Regions from separate parts of the Mus musculus genome. Here region 1 is linked to region 2. Evidence: chromatin loops called from intact Hi-C (ENCODE). Cell type or tissue: heart. All regions are shown on one strand. Each heading gives the region's core, and the rest is flanking DNA. Links, peaks and the distances in the headings are about the cores only.

Region 1 (7,972 bases), core at 1,391-6,390, 510 kb before region 2:
CCACTCGGACTACTACAAAGAAAAATTTTAAATGAGCTCATTAAATGTAAATTAAAACAGAAACATTGAATAAGCACTGGGCTACAATTAAAGGCTGAAGAAACAGCAGGTAAGAAACAATTTTCATTGATCAAAGAACTGAAAGCTAACAGAATAAAGTATTTTGCATTGAACCTGGTTCATGAATATTAAACATCTTGAAATAAAGAGAACTTTTCCTTCCTTCCTTCCTTCCTTCCTTTCTCTTTCTCTTTCTCTTTCTCTTTCTCTTTCTCTTTCTCTTTCTCTTTCTCTTTCTCTTTCTCTTTCTCTTTCTCTTTCTCTTTCTCTTTTTCTTTCTTTCTTTCTTTCTTTCTTTCTTTCTTCCTTCCTTCCTTCCTTCCTTCCTTCCTTCCTTCCTTCCTTCCTTCCTTCCTCGAGAGGGGAGGGTTCAAAGAAGGTTTAGAGGTAGGGATGGATTTGCATATCTTACCAAGTACTTTCAATGTATCATTTTCAAGCCATGGAGCTTTGGATTTTAAAAAATGCAGACTTCAGAAAAACCTTTAGAAATAGGACTAACATTTGTAAAGGCATAAAGTTTTTTCAGAGGCTTTGGACCCAAAAGAGACCTGAATAAAATTATATAAATTCTTCTATACAAATGTTTTGGAGAACCCATTTTGTGACACAAGGGCACCTCAGAGCAGACAGTATCAAGACGTAGAGTTGCTTTCACCTAAAGTCATTGAAGCACAAGTAGCAGTACAGAGTACATTCAACTACACCTACACAGTCCAAGACTTAAAATTCCCTGCACACCAGTTTAAAACAAAGCTCGACTTTGGGCCAAGAGTCAGTATTGATGAAATAGTTACAATGACCAAGCATTTTTTTCTGCTTATTCCATCCTTGTATCCTTGGCACCTCTTGATAGCACCAGACACATAATGTATGCTCAGCCCTGGGATTTGCTTTTGTAAAACTCAATCAGTATAAAATGAATGACTCATCCTAAAACTCCTTTCAAATTAAAATACTCTACCCTTTATCAATAGAGAAGACAATTTAGAAAGAAGACACTTTCTGGCAAGTGATAATAAATGTATGCTAACACTGAGAGAGAGGCCAGGACTCCAAGTCACCAGCACGCCTATGCTATGACTACTGAAAATGTATTTAAAAGGCAGGGTACTTTCCTAACCAATAAATCTGATAAAATTGAAGAATAGGCAGGAATTAATGTGATTTTTTAAATATGCAAACAGTTAAATTCTCGAAGTGATTTTAAACAAGATATAGGAAATAATATTTTAATCAATTAAAAAAAAACAATACTTTTGAATGGAGCCCAAGGTCTTCTGCACCTTAGAATACTTCACTGAGCTACAGTTCTATTTTAAATATCTTCTGTAACATGGGGTTTTAATTTAAGAACTTTCTTTTTCAATTGTATGGGTACTCGTGTGCTTTAATAGCTGATATTATCAAATGCCTAAATGTATAGTACATTTAGAACAATTCTCAATTGTCACTACTAAAAATCAATTTTAAACACAAAGAAGTGCTCATTTTTTTTAAATTTAAAAAAAGTTTTAAAATAGGTGCTCAAAATTATGTTTTTCTCAGTTAAATTTTCTTATTATGAATCCCTTCTCCATGCCTCACAAAGGCAGACTTTTCATTAACTTCAATAAAATTATGGTTTAACTCTCTCTAGGTCAAGGCATTTAGCATGTCAATCATAATCCAAATGGGAGATGTAAGTACTTTTGAAGCCATCTCCATGACAAGAAGGAAACCCTCTACTTTGAAACAACAAAAGGAAAATTATTTTATGGGCAATAAAGTATTAGTCTCCTTTCCTCTTATTTGGCCAGGAAGCCAATCCAGAGGATTCTTCTCAGAGCAAGGACTTCACTGACAGAGTGCAGTATTTCCTTCACTAGGAGAGTACTGCAGGGGGAGAGAGCTCAAGTACAGAAGGCCTCAGCTCTCAGTAGTGCTATGCAGAGGAAGACACTGCTCAGTCCCTGGAGCTATTTGTGTGTCCTTTGCTCTGTAGCAGATCTCTGTGCAGTTCCTGTCGGCCCTTGTTTCCTGTTCAAGGATTAGTCATAAAAATGCAGAACTATTCCTCCCAAAGCTTCCTCCGGATTGGGTTCCCTCTCACCTGCTTTAGGTGCTGTCACCACACCCAAGCCTCCAACCTGGCAATTCAGAACTTCATGAAAATGCGGCCACCAATAATATTAGGCAATACAACTAGTTAAACAAAACAATGTAACATTGTTTGTGTAGGGTTTTTGTTTTTGAATGGAAGTTCCTTTTCATGGGGCAGGGGACAAGGATACAATCATTTGTGTTAAAACGCACACTTATTCACCCTGTAAAAAGAGTAGCCAAAGAAAGAAGAGTTTTAAATCTGTCTTCTATTTCCCTGGTTTTTATTACTAATTAATTTAATTGTAACATTCAAATGGCACAGTTCTTATTAAGAGGGCTCCAGGTAAATCTAAATAAAGCTGGCTAAATTGTGTTCCATCCTAAAGTTATTAATATAATAATTTATGAGACTTTAAAAATAGTTTTAAGTTTTAGGTCTTAATTTCCTATATTTATATAGCCTTAGGGGACATTTGCTTATCAAAATCATCCATGAACTAGTTTAAGTTGAAAGAAACTAAACGTGTGTAATTGTTTTCAAAATATGAGGTATTTCTCTCTTGTAAAATCTGTATTTTTTTTCCTAATCTGTCCCACTTGGTTCGCACTAATCAGTTCAGATTTGGGTTTACAAACGACTCTTAAGTAAATGTCACTTAAAAGCTTAGTGCCATTCATAAAAATGTATACTTTTTTTCTTAATTTAACAAGTTTCCAATTCATTCATCCAAAATACACACTGCCCTATGGAGGGAAGAAGCAGCTAGACACCATGAGCGTGCACCTCTGCTTCCAGGAGCATCTTAGCTGCCTAGCATGACTCTCAAGAGGAAGAGAGGAGGGCTGCACACTTGTAACATTACTTTTATGAGTTAAAACAGACTCGGCTACTTTCACCGTGTAACGCATTTACTTCATAAATGCACCTCTCATCCATCTTCTAGACACATCTCAAATAGACCGACTTCAGATGTGCTTAGTGCGATACCTGTCAGGCATATATCACAAACAAGTTCACTACATCTTCAGAACATCACTTGGATGGGGGCGGCGAGTCTACAGTAACGAAACCTCCAAACGGGAATGTGCGCTAAATTATGCATTTATTTCTACTTATCCCGGAGGAGAACCCAAAACGTGGCTTCACATATAACATCTCTGTCAGGGAGGTCCTTTCCAATCTGCCTACTTCACACTGCTTAGAACAACCCTAGTGGCCACTTCCAAAGCTGCACTGGTCAAACTGCACCCAGTCACAAACTGTAGTGGGGGAAAAAGCCATCTTTGCAGTTATCTACTCGGCTAGTCTTTCGTCTCAGATCTCCGAGGACACATTTAAAAAGACAGAACTGAGGTGCGATCTCCACGAGGCAGATGCTTTCCTGAGATTTTCTTTAAGTCCTAGGGTGTGTGAACTCGCCCTGAAGTGAAGGACAGCTTGACCGAAACAGACCTGGGCTGGTCACCCCGTGGAGCGGCAGGGCGAGCCCCGCCGTCGGGGGTCGCAGTGGAGCACGCGGGTGTCCGTGGGGATACAGTCTTCAGCGAGCTAACCTTGGCTAAGGCAGGTTGGAAACTCATACCTAATGCTCTAGCACACACCGGACCAGGCTATGGGCGGGGGGGGGGGGGGGGGCGGGCCGAGGAAGCCCACAGAGCGGACGGAGCGCGGCACGCACGCCTCCGCCGTGACACTGACAGGTGGCTCGGGTCGGCCCCCGAGGATCCCACTCGGACCCGTGGGGTGTGACGTGGTGCCACACACGGACGCGGGGCGGCGCGGAGAGATTGTACCTGGCAGGCACCCACGTACCTATCATGGTCACCGGGCGGGTGGTGGCTGCGGGTCGAGAAGGACCTACGCGGGCACTGGCGCCCGCCCGAGCCTCCCACCAGCGTTTCTGTCAGGTTTAGTCATCCAGGCCTCCTCCCCCTTCCCCTCGCGAGCCAGGCGGGCGCAGTGCGCACGCGCAACCACCCGCCCCTAGCGCGAAGCCTGCTGGGAGGCGTAGTTTTAACCCGTAAGATTCGCCTCCGGCAGCTGCAACTGTCTTCGCTGGTAACCTTTTCCGGAAACGCTCGTCACGGAGGGGCGGGACTAGCGTCTCCTAATGTTGACTAATCGCTTAGCAACCGGGAGGCTTACACCTTTGGAAGCTCTTAGAGACTCTAGCCTCGGATCCCAGCCCTCTTCCCGCCCCTCTCCTCCCCTAAACTCCCTCCACCTTGGTGCTGCCAAACATCTGGATCTCCCTGGGCAGCACGAGGGGTTGAATTTCTACCACTAGAGCCTTTTAGAGTGTTTTCCCGACCCCCTGCTCACTTCTGTAAAAGCCACTGGTTTTTCTTCCACACCTCTGATAAGAACAAGACGTTTTCTAGGAAGAATGTGGTAGAAAAAGAGACCCTGACCTTAAACAAATGCCCAGACAAGATGCCGAAGAGGACTAAACTGCTGCCACAACAGACGTTCCAGGTGCACCAGCCTCGTTCCCTGGTTTCTGAGGGCTTCACAGTCAAAGCCATGATGAAAAACTCAGTCGTAAGTGATCTTCCTCGATTGAACGCACTTGCTCCGAATCAGGGGACATGTGGTTGTAGAGGATGACAAGCCCTGGGTCCTGGTACTGTTTACCAGAACTGGCAATGACTCGGTCAGTAGCAGACTCTGCCCGACAGTGTGCAGAGATGTAGGCTAGGTGGTTAAAGAACCTTTGGGGCAGGCGATGTACTGAGTTAGCGTATAAGCACCTTCTTGAGCAAGTGTGCTTTCTCCACTACCCCAAATTACACTTAAGCTGTTTCACTGGTAAGGGGGAAAAAAATCCTTATCTTTATTGTAAACTTAGTCCACTCAGTACAAGACCTTCTGGAGTGAATGCTCTTAGAAGTCATAGGCTTTCAAAATTTAACACGAACCAGTATGAGACACATAAACTCATCAGTAATATATACTAATTTATCTCATCTGGGACATTTTAGAATGCCTTAGCATTTACTCAGCAACATTCTGACAAAAAAAAAGGTATTAACCTGTTAAAGTATTCAAAAATTACTTATGTGAAGACTGGTTCCTGATAGGCCTTTTAAATACATTTTAAACAATATAAGCTCTATTTCAAGTGTCTCTAATAATACAAGCCCTATTTCATTTTTATGAGTTGTGATAATACAAATAAAATATTCTTAACACGAATAGGGGAAAATATTCAAAGGCACACAAACGGTTTAGCTATATGCCTAATACTGCTTTTCAATCTTCTTGTTTATTAAATACCATATGATTTGGTATGCTAAACCATGTTTGTCTACTGAGTGGGCACCTGTTTAGGAGTGTGAGAGATTTAATACTAAATGTAGTTTTCAATTTTGTACAATTTACACCCTGAGAGGATCTTATTATACAGCAATTCAATATATTAGCTTAATAGTGTTCTTCGTTGTCCCACTATATTTCTACTTATATATTGCAAATCTTATACATACCACTTAGAGGACACAAATGAAGTAGATTACCTGTAGACTTCCAGCTTGGATTCCTATGTTGCTATTGTATATTGGTTGATCTATAGTAGTTATAGAGTGTAAAAGCAAACTGCAGAGTTACAGGAAACAGAAAAGGTGCATCTCTATTCAGTCCTTAACAGTTCACCACCTGTGAGTTCTCGGATGTACTTTTTGTCACATTATAAAGTATCTCTCTCCCTCTGAAAGTCTACTTCTCTTCAGAGCGTATATACCAACATTCATCTTTTAAATTGCAACCAAGTGTCCCAAAAGCCAACTCCAAACTACTTCTCAGGAGTTTCAGCCACCTTCCCTTCCCTCTGTAAGACTCCATTTCAGTGGGCAATGTCTTTTCAATGTCCTTCCAAGAAAAACACATGGAATCTATCCTAGGAAGTATGGAAATTGTTTATGAAATGATGATAAATGTAAACATTTATTATTTGTGAACTAATTTCTTAAAAATCCAGGGACAAGTAGTCCTAAGCAATGAGTGGTTGTTACATCAGCATGAACTTTTGGTTTGGTCTCAGTAAAAGTGAGCAACCACAAAAGTCGTCAATCAGAGAATATTTAAACTCATATTGATACAGTGTTTTCCATTAAAAGTTGAAAGGAGTTGTATAATTTGAGATTTGCAGATTGTTTACCTTCTTAGAGTATGATGAAAAAGTCCATGACCAAAAACCAGTTAATGAGTATTCATTCCCTCTGTCAGCAAAAAACCTTTATGGCTTATACAAACCTCATCAAAAAGCAAGATAGGTCAGGCATTGTGAAGCATGCCACAACTTCATGCTCAGAAGGTAGAGCCTCCTTGAAGATATCCTGGGCTACACAAGAACAAAGGAAACTACCCTCCATATGAAGGCCCTGACTCAAAGACACACACACACAGACACACACACAGACACACACACACAGACACACACACAGACACACACACACACACACACACACACACACACACACACACACACACACACAGCAAGTTAGAATATGGATCCAAGGCTGTGGAGATCTCACTTGTAGGCCCTGATTCCAGGCCCTTCAGAAAACAGGCTAAGAAAGCTGTAGAGTTTCAAAAAGACACAATCTCCAAGATAGACATTACCTGCCAAAACGGCACAGTGATGAGGACGTTGCTTACTTCGCTGAGCCCCAGAAACTCCTCTCACGCTGCTGCTTTAGTCCATGTCTAAGCTTAGGTTTGAAGGCATAATTAGTTGAAAGAGAGGCTGAGATGGGCTGTAACTGATAGCTCTGTGACTAGCTCAAACTTGCAATCTTTTATTACTGTGATAGCAGGGTGATGGGACAATGGGGATCATTAGAGGTCCTGAGCTGAAGCTGGTGCATTATGGTGAAGAAAAGCATAAAGACAAGTAAAAGATTCAGGATGCAAATGGTTAAGCATCGGTGGCTAGGACGGCAAACACTCCTTCAGTGCGGTGCAAGTAGTGAAGATGGTGGATTTGGATGGGGGCCCTCATCACCCCCACACCTCAGGAATGTAAGGTCTCCCAAGCTGTTCTCTACCTGTCAATCATCAGTACAGCTAGACCAAACTTTCCAGGACAAAGTTTCTCTGTTTACACAATGTGAATATTTGGGAGCTATGAAAACAAAACAAAAAACCACATTCCACAGAGCCAGCCACAATTCTTAGATAATTTCATGCATTTATACAACATATCTTGATCATATTCAACCCAAATCCTGCCTCCCTCTCTCCCTAAATCCTGCCCCTCCTACCTTCATGTCCTCCTGTTTTGTTTTTCATAACCCACTGAGTTTATTAGTGCTGCCTGCATGTGTCCCTGTCATCCACCTGAGCATGGTGACTTGTCAGGTGCCACATACCAGAAAGAAAATGGACTCCTCCCAGCTTCCTGCTGCCATCAGTTCTCCATGGCTCTTCAGCTAGGGGTGAAGCCTTATGAGCCCCTTTCTCATCCACATTGGCACATTAACTGCCTTGATCTTGATTAGGCATGCCCCAGGCATTCATAAGTGCAATGGCCATATCACGTCCAGAGGACAGCATGCCTCTACGTCCTCCGGCTCATACATTCTTTCTGATCCCTTTACTCAGTGTCCCCTGAGCTCTGGCGGGAGCCTGGTGTGAGGCTGGGTGTCAATGTTCCATTTTCAACACTAATTGTTGTTCTCTTCATGGCCTAGACCAGCAAGCTTCTATAATCTAATCCTATTTGATACTTTTTAAATTCATAAACAACCCCCGCTCTTAGGTACTTTAGCTAACTGAAACCCAAGAGATGGAGTGGTTCTTTAGAGTTTTGGCTGATGCTGTTCCTTT
Region 2 (7,972 bases), core at 1,772-6,771:
ATCTGCCTTGGTTTCAGTGTCTTTGTGTAACTCTGTATAGGAGTGACACCGATGAAAGTCTAGATGGAATGGTTTTCAACTGCATTTTTGTTTTCTTCTTAGAAAGTCCAACATACAATGAAGTAAAAGAAACATTGACTGGGCCAGGTTTTAGAGTTCAAGAAAGTTATCTGTGAGTTGAATCTCCCTCCCTGTTAACCACTAGCTGAGCTGAGAGCTACTGAGCGTGCCCCTCCCCCCCAACCCCCTCTGTGAAGCTACAGGGCTTCTCCCAGGAAGCATTTTAAAACAGTCTTAGATGCCTTTAGCCACATGGTAAGGGAGGGGGGGAAAAGGACTTAAAACATTATGCAGTGGGAATTCTTTATATTACAAAAATTCATGTTTAAGATTCAATTCTGCAGACAACTTGAAGATTAATTAAAAGATATGAATAAAGCCAGGCGTGGTGGCAGCATGCCTTTAATCCCAGCACTCAGGAGGCAGAGGCAGGCGGATTTCTGAGTTAGAGGCCAGCCTGGTCTACAAAGTGAGTTCCAGGACAGCCAGGGCTATAAACCATACAATTAGGTTGACTGCCTCATCAAAAATTTTCAAAAAATATTATTTGGGCATGTCATTTCAGTGCTTACAAGACAAAGAAACAGAAGGATCAAGTGTTCAAGACCAGCCTCAGCTAACAGAGAGCGTTGAGCCAGACTGGGTTATAAGAGACCTTGTCTTTAAAAATAAAAAAGCAAGCAGGCAAACAAACAAGCAAACAAAAGAAAAAGAAAATGGTATTCACTCCCACACACCAAATGCACTGACTGTCTGAAAGCACAAAAAAGAAATAAAAGTGATTATATTATCCTGGGTGTAACTTCTTGGATAGTTTCTCCTGCTACCTATGACGCGACTCCTTTGAACAAGTTTGTCCGTGTATGGAACATCACCAGAGAACACAGAAGACAGGTCAGGGTGGTTTGGACTGTGGCAGCTAGCCAGCTAACTTCAACTCAGTGTGGATGTAGGGTCAGCAGGGCAGTGCTTCCAGTCCTCAGCAGCAATTTTAGGCTTGAGTGTGTGGCCGCCACTCCAGATGCCTTTGGAAATGGCCGGGGGCTGGGCTGCTGGTCCCGTTGGAGGAAGACGTATGCACAAAGTGTACTTGTAAGCTTGGAACGGATCCGGCTGGACATCTCCAGGGTCAAATGTTGATAAACGTTTGAGGAGTAAAATTCAAGCCATAAGAGAAGCCTGTCGAAGCCTCCATGAGGAGAGAATGTGCGGGAGTGTGGAAGGGCCTGCATGAGGAGTGTGGGGGTGTGCTCTTTAACACTGCCATACCAAGTTAACCGGCCCATTTGTTCTGATTGTTTGGATACAAACTGGAGAGTGTGTTCTGGTTTGAGACAGGCTGTGGTTGGTGCCGCCTGTTTGTTTTTGAGACACTCCATGGTGAAGCAGTTGCAGTAGAAAGACTTTGAGGAACATGCCCAGTTCAGAGAACAGCACAACTAACTGAAGCAGGACTTTTCTGCATATTTAATTGCACCTTAAAAAGCAAATGGGAGACTGTTTGAATAATATTTTTTAAAATGTATAGTTGAATTTATTCATAACTTCAGGGCACCGTTACTTCACTGAAATTCCCCAGGATTTGGCTGATCAGAGCTAAAGGATAGTGCGCTTGCTTAGAGTGTGCCTGCCAGCTGTAGGACCTATGCCCGCTATCAGAGACAACTAACCCTCACGTGGATCCCAAAGATGGGGACAGACTTGTTTCCTCAAGATAACTTTATTACCGATTTCTTGTAACCGAATCAGTTCATGTTTAATACAGAGATAACAGATAAGCCAAACATACTGAGGTAAATAAATACTTAAAAATACTTCATGACACTTAAATAATATAATAAAATCCAAATCTTCCCCCTTTAACTTATTCCATGTAGAATAAAATTATTGTCTGTATTCATTCATAATTTATACAAAATTCCTAGAAGTGAGATTATAGCCCAAAGGCATACAGAATCCTGTATGTTGGCACTTAGCATCAAATTGCCTGCAGAAATCTTTCAGTTCAAAAAGCCTCATTTTGTGCATTAGAATGCTCACATCCCCTTCTTCCTAATGTGAACAATGTGTTTAGAATAGGCCTTGCGATTTTATGGGTAGTAACAGTTTCTGTGATTGTGTAATTTTCCTGGACAAACGTGTACCCTCCATGTTCACATGTTCATCCCTAGCTCCCTCTGCCCCATCAGAAAACGTCACTCTTTCCCGACCCCTAAGGTTATATCTGAGCTTTCATGGAACCTCATTCTAGCACATTCTAGGATGTTCTACTCAAGGATAATAGAACAGGGGCCTGACCTTCCTTCTTCTGTGAATCTTACACTTTAAAATACAGCCCCTCCTACCACCTATTCCCATATAGGTTATTTTAATATACCACTTTTAAGGTGAAGTTAATTGGTGACATCGTTCCAGAAGAATAGACACATTTCTTAAAGGCTCATAATTTACAGGAAACCAAGTTATGGTGGCACAGCCAGGATTTTAGCACTGGGAAGGCAAAGGCAGGAGGTTGGTTACGAGTTCCAAGTCAGTCAAAGGTACCTTAGGAAGAAGACAGCGTGCTCAGAACAAGCCAGTAAGCAGATCGGCAAACTCGTCAAAACGCCAGCCAAAATAAAAAAACACACAAAAACTTGGGATGAATTGTATGCGCTCTGCTCACTGGTTCTAAAAGCACACTTCGAGTCAGTGGGGAGCTAGCTCTCTGGAGTCCTTTGCAGATCCTAGCAAGGCCAACTGGAAAGATCACCGGAGTAGAAGCCACAACGATAGACAACCACAAAGTAGTCGTGTTTACAAACTCAGTCCTATCACCTCACAAAATGGCGACAGAATCTGTACATTCTTTTGATCAAAGCTACGCAATGCTCACTGAAAACATTTACTAAATATTCCTACTAACTCGCACTTTTCCACGAAATGCCCTGGTGCAGAAGCACAAGAAATTCAGTCTTTCTCCTGTGCGGAATGTTTAGGAATCACATAGTCAGGTCTGGGTGACAGGGCAGGGTGGGATCCTGGGGACATGTTTTGAATCTTCCAACATGAAGTCTTAGCTCTCTACAACTGACTTACAGGCTGTCACGGAGCTGCGCAGAGCTTCTAGTGTGTTCAAAAGGAAGCTAGGGCTCAGTTTCTGCTTTGCCTCCCTTTGGCAGAGCTAAAGTTTGGGCCATGACCAGGCCTGAGGTAGGATTTCCTAGTTTTTTTTTTTTTTTTAGCATCCTAGGAAGATAGATGAGCGGAGCCAAGGTTACTTGTTTCTTGCATCCGGAACGAGTGTTTTAAAGTAACAAAACCTTAATCTTTTTGGATATTGAGACCTACAAAGGAAAATAATCAGCATTGTATGGATGACTTCAATAGACTAGCTGCCTGCAGACTCCCCCGCCTGGGAGTGACATTGAGGGAGCCCTCAGATCTCGGTGTCTGGAGACGCGAGCCAATGGGGGCTAGGCAGACGATTCTTTCTGGTGCTTGATGTTCCGGACATTCCGACGTCCCCGGTTCATTTCCAATGTATGAATACATCACTCTTTCTATTAAGATACCACGAAGACCACCTGTTACTACAGGTGATTTACATTCCAAGCTAGAATTATAGATTCCTTTATGCAAACATATTTAGGGAGAGTTCACTTTAAGACGGAATTTAGCTCCCTAATGAAAACAGCGCATAAAGGACCCTAACAGCTTCTGCGAGAGGTCCAGACTCTTAACTGGAGAAAGTGGGGCTTAAAAGAAAATGCGGGTAGGTTCTTTGTCTCCTAGGAAACTCATTTCCGACTTGGGAATCGGGCGAGTTACTCCCCTGCCTCACGCACATTCCTACCCGCTCCAGAGCGCTCCAGCGGGCAAAGATGGAACTCTGTTCTTTCTTTTGTGTAGCCCGACCGTTTGTTTCTCTCCTGACAACAGCTTCTCCTCCCTTCATCCTCCCCGCTTTCTTCCGGGCCTGGGAACTGCGAGGCCAGGAGCTGTGTGGCCGTCCCTTTGCCGGGTTTCGGGTCCCTGTGCGCAGGCACGCATTCATTAGCGCCACAAGAGCACCAGAGTCCCGGACACCTCATAAATATTTAGAGGTTCCCACCACCTTCCAGAGAGCCAGGGGGAGAAAGAGAATTTAGTGTGGAGTTGGTCAGGGTAATATGCATGTGAATCAGAAGTGGGGACAAAGGATGAAAGGTGCTGGAAACTCCAACAAACCCGTGATCCCCGGGGGTCATTCTGCCTGTTCCTGCCCACACTATCCCGGGCCGGCCTTCTTCCTGCGCATGAGCGGACTGAGCCTGTTTCCGAAGACTGTTGGCAAAGGATGTGTGCTCTTTGTTCTGTCCCGCTCTTTCTTAACAGACAGGTTTGCTTTGCCCTCTCCACTGCGCTGGCGGCTGCCTTCTCCTTTGCCACCCACAGAAGTGAGGCATGAAGATCTAGGGGTCTACACTAATACGTAAGGCAAGAAAAGGGAACAGAATGTGGCTGTGTCGGGGAAAACGTGCGCAAAATCAGCCTGTGGGTTAGACACAATACATCGACACTCACTATGGAAGGTTGAAAAACTTCCATAAATGTTCTGTGCACAGAACCCAGAATCCCAAGAGAAAGTCTGCACGCAAACAGCTACCTTGACACCCACACACCCTATGAAGCTTTTAAAAACTATTTTTAAACACTCCTCCTGGCTTTTATTTTGGGAGGTCTGGAGTGCACAGAGCAAGGGAGAGAGCAAAGGCTCAGAGCTCAAGAGAGGAAGCTAGAGCAGTCTTCCTTTCTTCCTAAAGCACTGTCTCACAGGAAGGATGACCAATGGCCTTAAAGCCTGGGAGTGAATACAGGGGCAGTAAAGGATGGATTGGCCAGGCTAGTTTTCATCAGAAAGGAAGAGGATGGCAACATGGAACTAAGCAGCTTTGGGACAAAGACTCCTCTGTGGAAAGGGGGTTGCTTTAACCAGGTAGGAATTTTAAGTCAAAGCCTTGTAATACCTAACAGTGGTTGAGATGAAACACATGGATTATAGGTCTTATGAAGCATCCTGCTTAGTTTGGGGTACACACTATACAGCAATGAGAGCCTGAATAGTTAGCAATAGAAAATAACTTACATCCTAGTTCACATTTTGGAAATACCTGGGATTGCAACTATGTTGCTTTGAACGAAAGTGTACAAATATTACTAGTTAAATCTTACTATTAGGAAACATCGGAGGAAATGTGCTAAATTTCATAAAAACTTCCAATTTGCCCCAGTTCACTACTTACTACAAGAAACCTTCAATCAGATAGAAGCTCACTGAAAATTAAAAGGAATCTGGACAAAGCTGGTAAACTGGTACCTTGCCCTTATAAGCTGGTGAAAACTAGCTCCAATCACCTTAAGGCAGGAGGAAGTTTATGGATCAGGGTGACAGAAATGTGAATCAACCGTAATGAGCTCAAGAGCCCCAACAAGCCACAGGGAAATGCTCTCTTCAGCTCTGCTTTTTCCTGACTTCTTCAGCAAGCCCCTCACCGAGCTACCAGGATTCCTGAAGCATCTTTATCTTCAGCCAGTAATCTGCCTAAACAAGGGGCCCTGTTTTCTGCTGACAGCTTCAGCAGCACTTGCCACTCTTGCTTTGGGTCAAGTAGTAGCTATCCTTGAACCAGTTACTGGGACCAACATTGTGTGTCCCTCCACTCATCGTGGACTGCCTGCTCAACTTGGTGACTGTGGCAATCCATTTCTCTGAGAGGGGAGAGGGAAGTACCTCTTCTTACAGGAAGGTAAAGGACAGGGCGCCTACTGGACAGGTACCACCAGTGACATCACTCACATTCCACGATTCAGTACTGGCCCTTTCTCCAGCGCAGGGTCTATCTGTGGCCTGCCAAGCGCATGTTGGTGAAAATACAACACAACCTTATCTGGGCTACGGGATCGTGGCAAGGGAAAGCTCTCGAGAATGGCCTTTGCCCATGCTTTCATTGTGGGACCTGTGTGGCTCCTACCCAGCTGGCTTGAATCAGTCAGGCAATGATGGAGAGCAGAAAAAAAAAAAAAGGATATTTGCAGGCCAGGCCTAGAAGGGGTGCAACCAGTTATATCCTGTTGACCGGAAATCATCACATGGTCACACCTAGTCTTTGGGTAAGTGTGAAAGGGAGGTTTTGTGTGCAGGATGAAAGGGAAATAACGTTTAATAAACTACCACCAATCTTTATCTCATGACTGTTGTGCAAGTGGGTTTGAAATCATGGGTGCACACTGCTGCTCCGTCCAAGCCGTAACTACACTCCTACTGTGATGGTTCCCATAGACTAACTCGAAGTATGCACTACCCCACATCCACACGTGGGGATCCACGCATGAATGCAGCAAGCAGCATCCCCATGGGAAGAGGGATAAACAGTCACAGAGAGGCCAATTACTTGTACTGGGTTGCAAAGCTAGAAATCGGTGGAGCCATGATCTCACAGAAGATGAGCTAGGTGGAGTTGCTCTTGGAGACAATAAGAGAAGTGTTTTTGAGGGAATAGGAGGTGCCACGCTTTGAAAGAGCACTCAGCCAGGGGAAGACATAGAAAAGTGCATCTTACTTCATACATGGTGTCCCAGAGGAAGGCTCATCTGGAGATGCAGCTTAAAATTGAGATGTGCCGGGTGGTGGTGGCGCACGCCTTTAATCCCAGCACTTGGAAGGCAGAGACAGGTGGATTTCTGAGTTTGAGGCCAGCCTAGTTTACAAGGTGAGTTCCAGGACAGCCAAGGCTATACAGAGAAACCCTTTCTCGAAAAAAAAAACCAAAACCAAAACCAAAACAAACAAAACAAAACAAAACAAAAACCCCAAATAAAATAAAATAAAATAAAATTGAGATGTACATGATGTACATAACCATATTCAGCAGGCTCTGGAGGGTCTTTTCCCATGGCACCTGACAGCCTATGGAGACAACCTGCATGGATGACATTTAGGTAGTTGGTGAGGTAGCCATGTGCTACCACTAAGGGCTTGCCTTGTCTCCTTGGCAGGATCTCCTTTCCTTCACTTGTGAGAGACAACTCCCTCTGGTCCCCTGTTTACCTCAGGTCAGCAATTTTAGAAGCTTTCTTTGCATAACAATTCTCTGCTCTTGTTCACAGGTGGAGCTAGCTGCTGCCACTCAGTGTCCCCAAAAGTCACCAAACAGGCCAGACTTGGTGGTGAATGCCTTTAATCCTGAGCACTGGACGTTTAGGCTGGCTGATCTCTGCGACTTTAAGGCCAGCCTGGTCTACATAGCGAGTTCCAGGACAGCTAGAGATACAGAGAGAGATCCTGTCTCACAAAAACAAAAACAAAAACAAACAAAAGATGCTAAGTATATTCCCACTGAGAGGCATTCCTTGGTGTTCACCCTGTAGATTTCTTGAAGGTGCCGATTAGCACTCAACTTTAAATGCCCATGCTTCCCATTGTCCTTGGCAAGAGAAGCCAGCCTAAGACTAAGTGTGTATTGGAGAATCCCCTTATGCCCAGCTGGTCAGAGGGCTTTTATTTTTCTATTAAGACAGGGCTGCATGCATCCCAGGCTGGCCTGGAACTTTATGTAGCCAAGGAGATCTTGAACTTCTGACTCTGCACTGCCTTCTGAGAGCTGGGGTTTTAGACCTGTGCTACCGTGCCTGGTTTGTATGATTCTGGGCACCCACCACTTTCTCTAACATGGTGAACTGGATGATATTGGGGATCCCATTCTGTGGCCAGGCTGCTTGCAAGAGGTGACGCAAAGGAAAGTGAGTTTTAGGTCATCACACCATTTTTTTTCTAGTGGGGCCAATATAAGTCCAGTGACACTCTGTGTAAGAAGAGACAGACCCACAGTGGAAAAGCACTGGGAAGATTCTTAAGTGGGGACCCCTTAGGAGGAGGAGTATCTGAGGGGAA

Evidence for each region. Hi-C counts contacts between places; a loop is a spot of excess contacts. Peaks named below come from ENCODE experiments on the same cell type or tissue, not always from the same donor. Only the 100,000 strongest peaks of a DNase experiment are listed, where the experiment ranks them.
Region 1: it touches region 2 in a loop (3.0-fold over the local background); 5 of 42 quality-filtered maps call a loop at or near these places.

The regions. Positions count from the first base shown.
Region 1 is chr17:10,836,476-10,844,447 of GRCm38, reverse strand. Pacrg (PARK2 co-regulated) reads left to right here and starts at 4,257. Exons shown (of 5, transcript NM_027032.2): 1 at 4,257-4,687. The coding sequence starts at 4,580. It overlaps Prkn (parkin RBR E3 ubiquitin protein ligase), which reads right to left and starts at 4,089. Exons shown (of 12, transcript NM_016694.4): 1 at 3,959-4,089. The coding sequence starts at 3,965. In heart, for the core only: a CTCF peak has its summit at 3,356; DNase peaks (open chromatin) are centred at 3,387 and 4,167; H3K4me3 peaks cover 1,855 bases; H3K27ac peaks cover 1,366 bases.
Region 2 is chr17:10,331,543-10,339,514 of GRCm38, reverse strand. No RefSeq gene overlaps it. Among named protein-coding and RNA genes, the nearest start is that of 1700110C19Rik, 11 kb to the right of the region's middle. RefSeq lists an enhancer at 2,341-5,952. In heart, for the core only: a CTCF peak has its summit at 3,919; DNase peaks (open chromatin) are centred at 3,474 and 4,334; H3K4me3 peaks cover 1,561 bases; H3K27ac peaks cover 4,356 bases.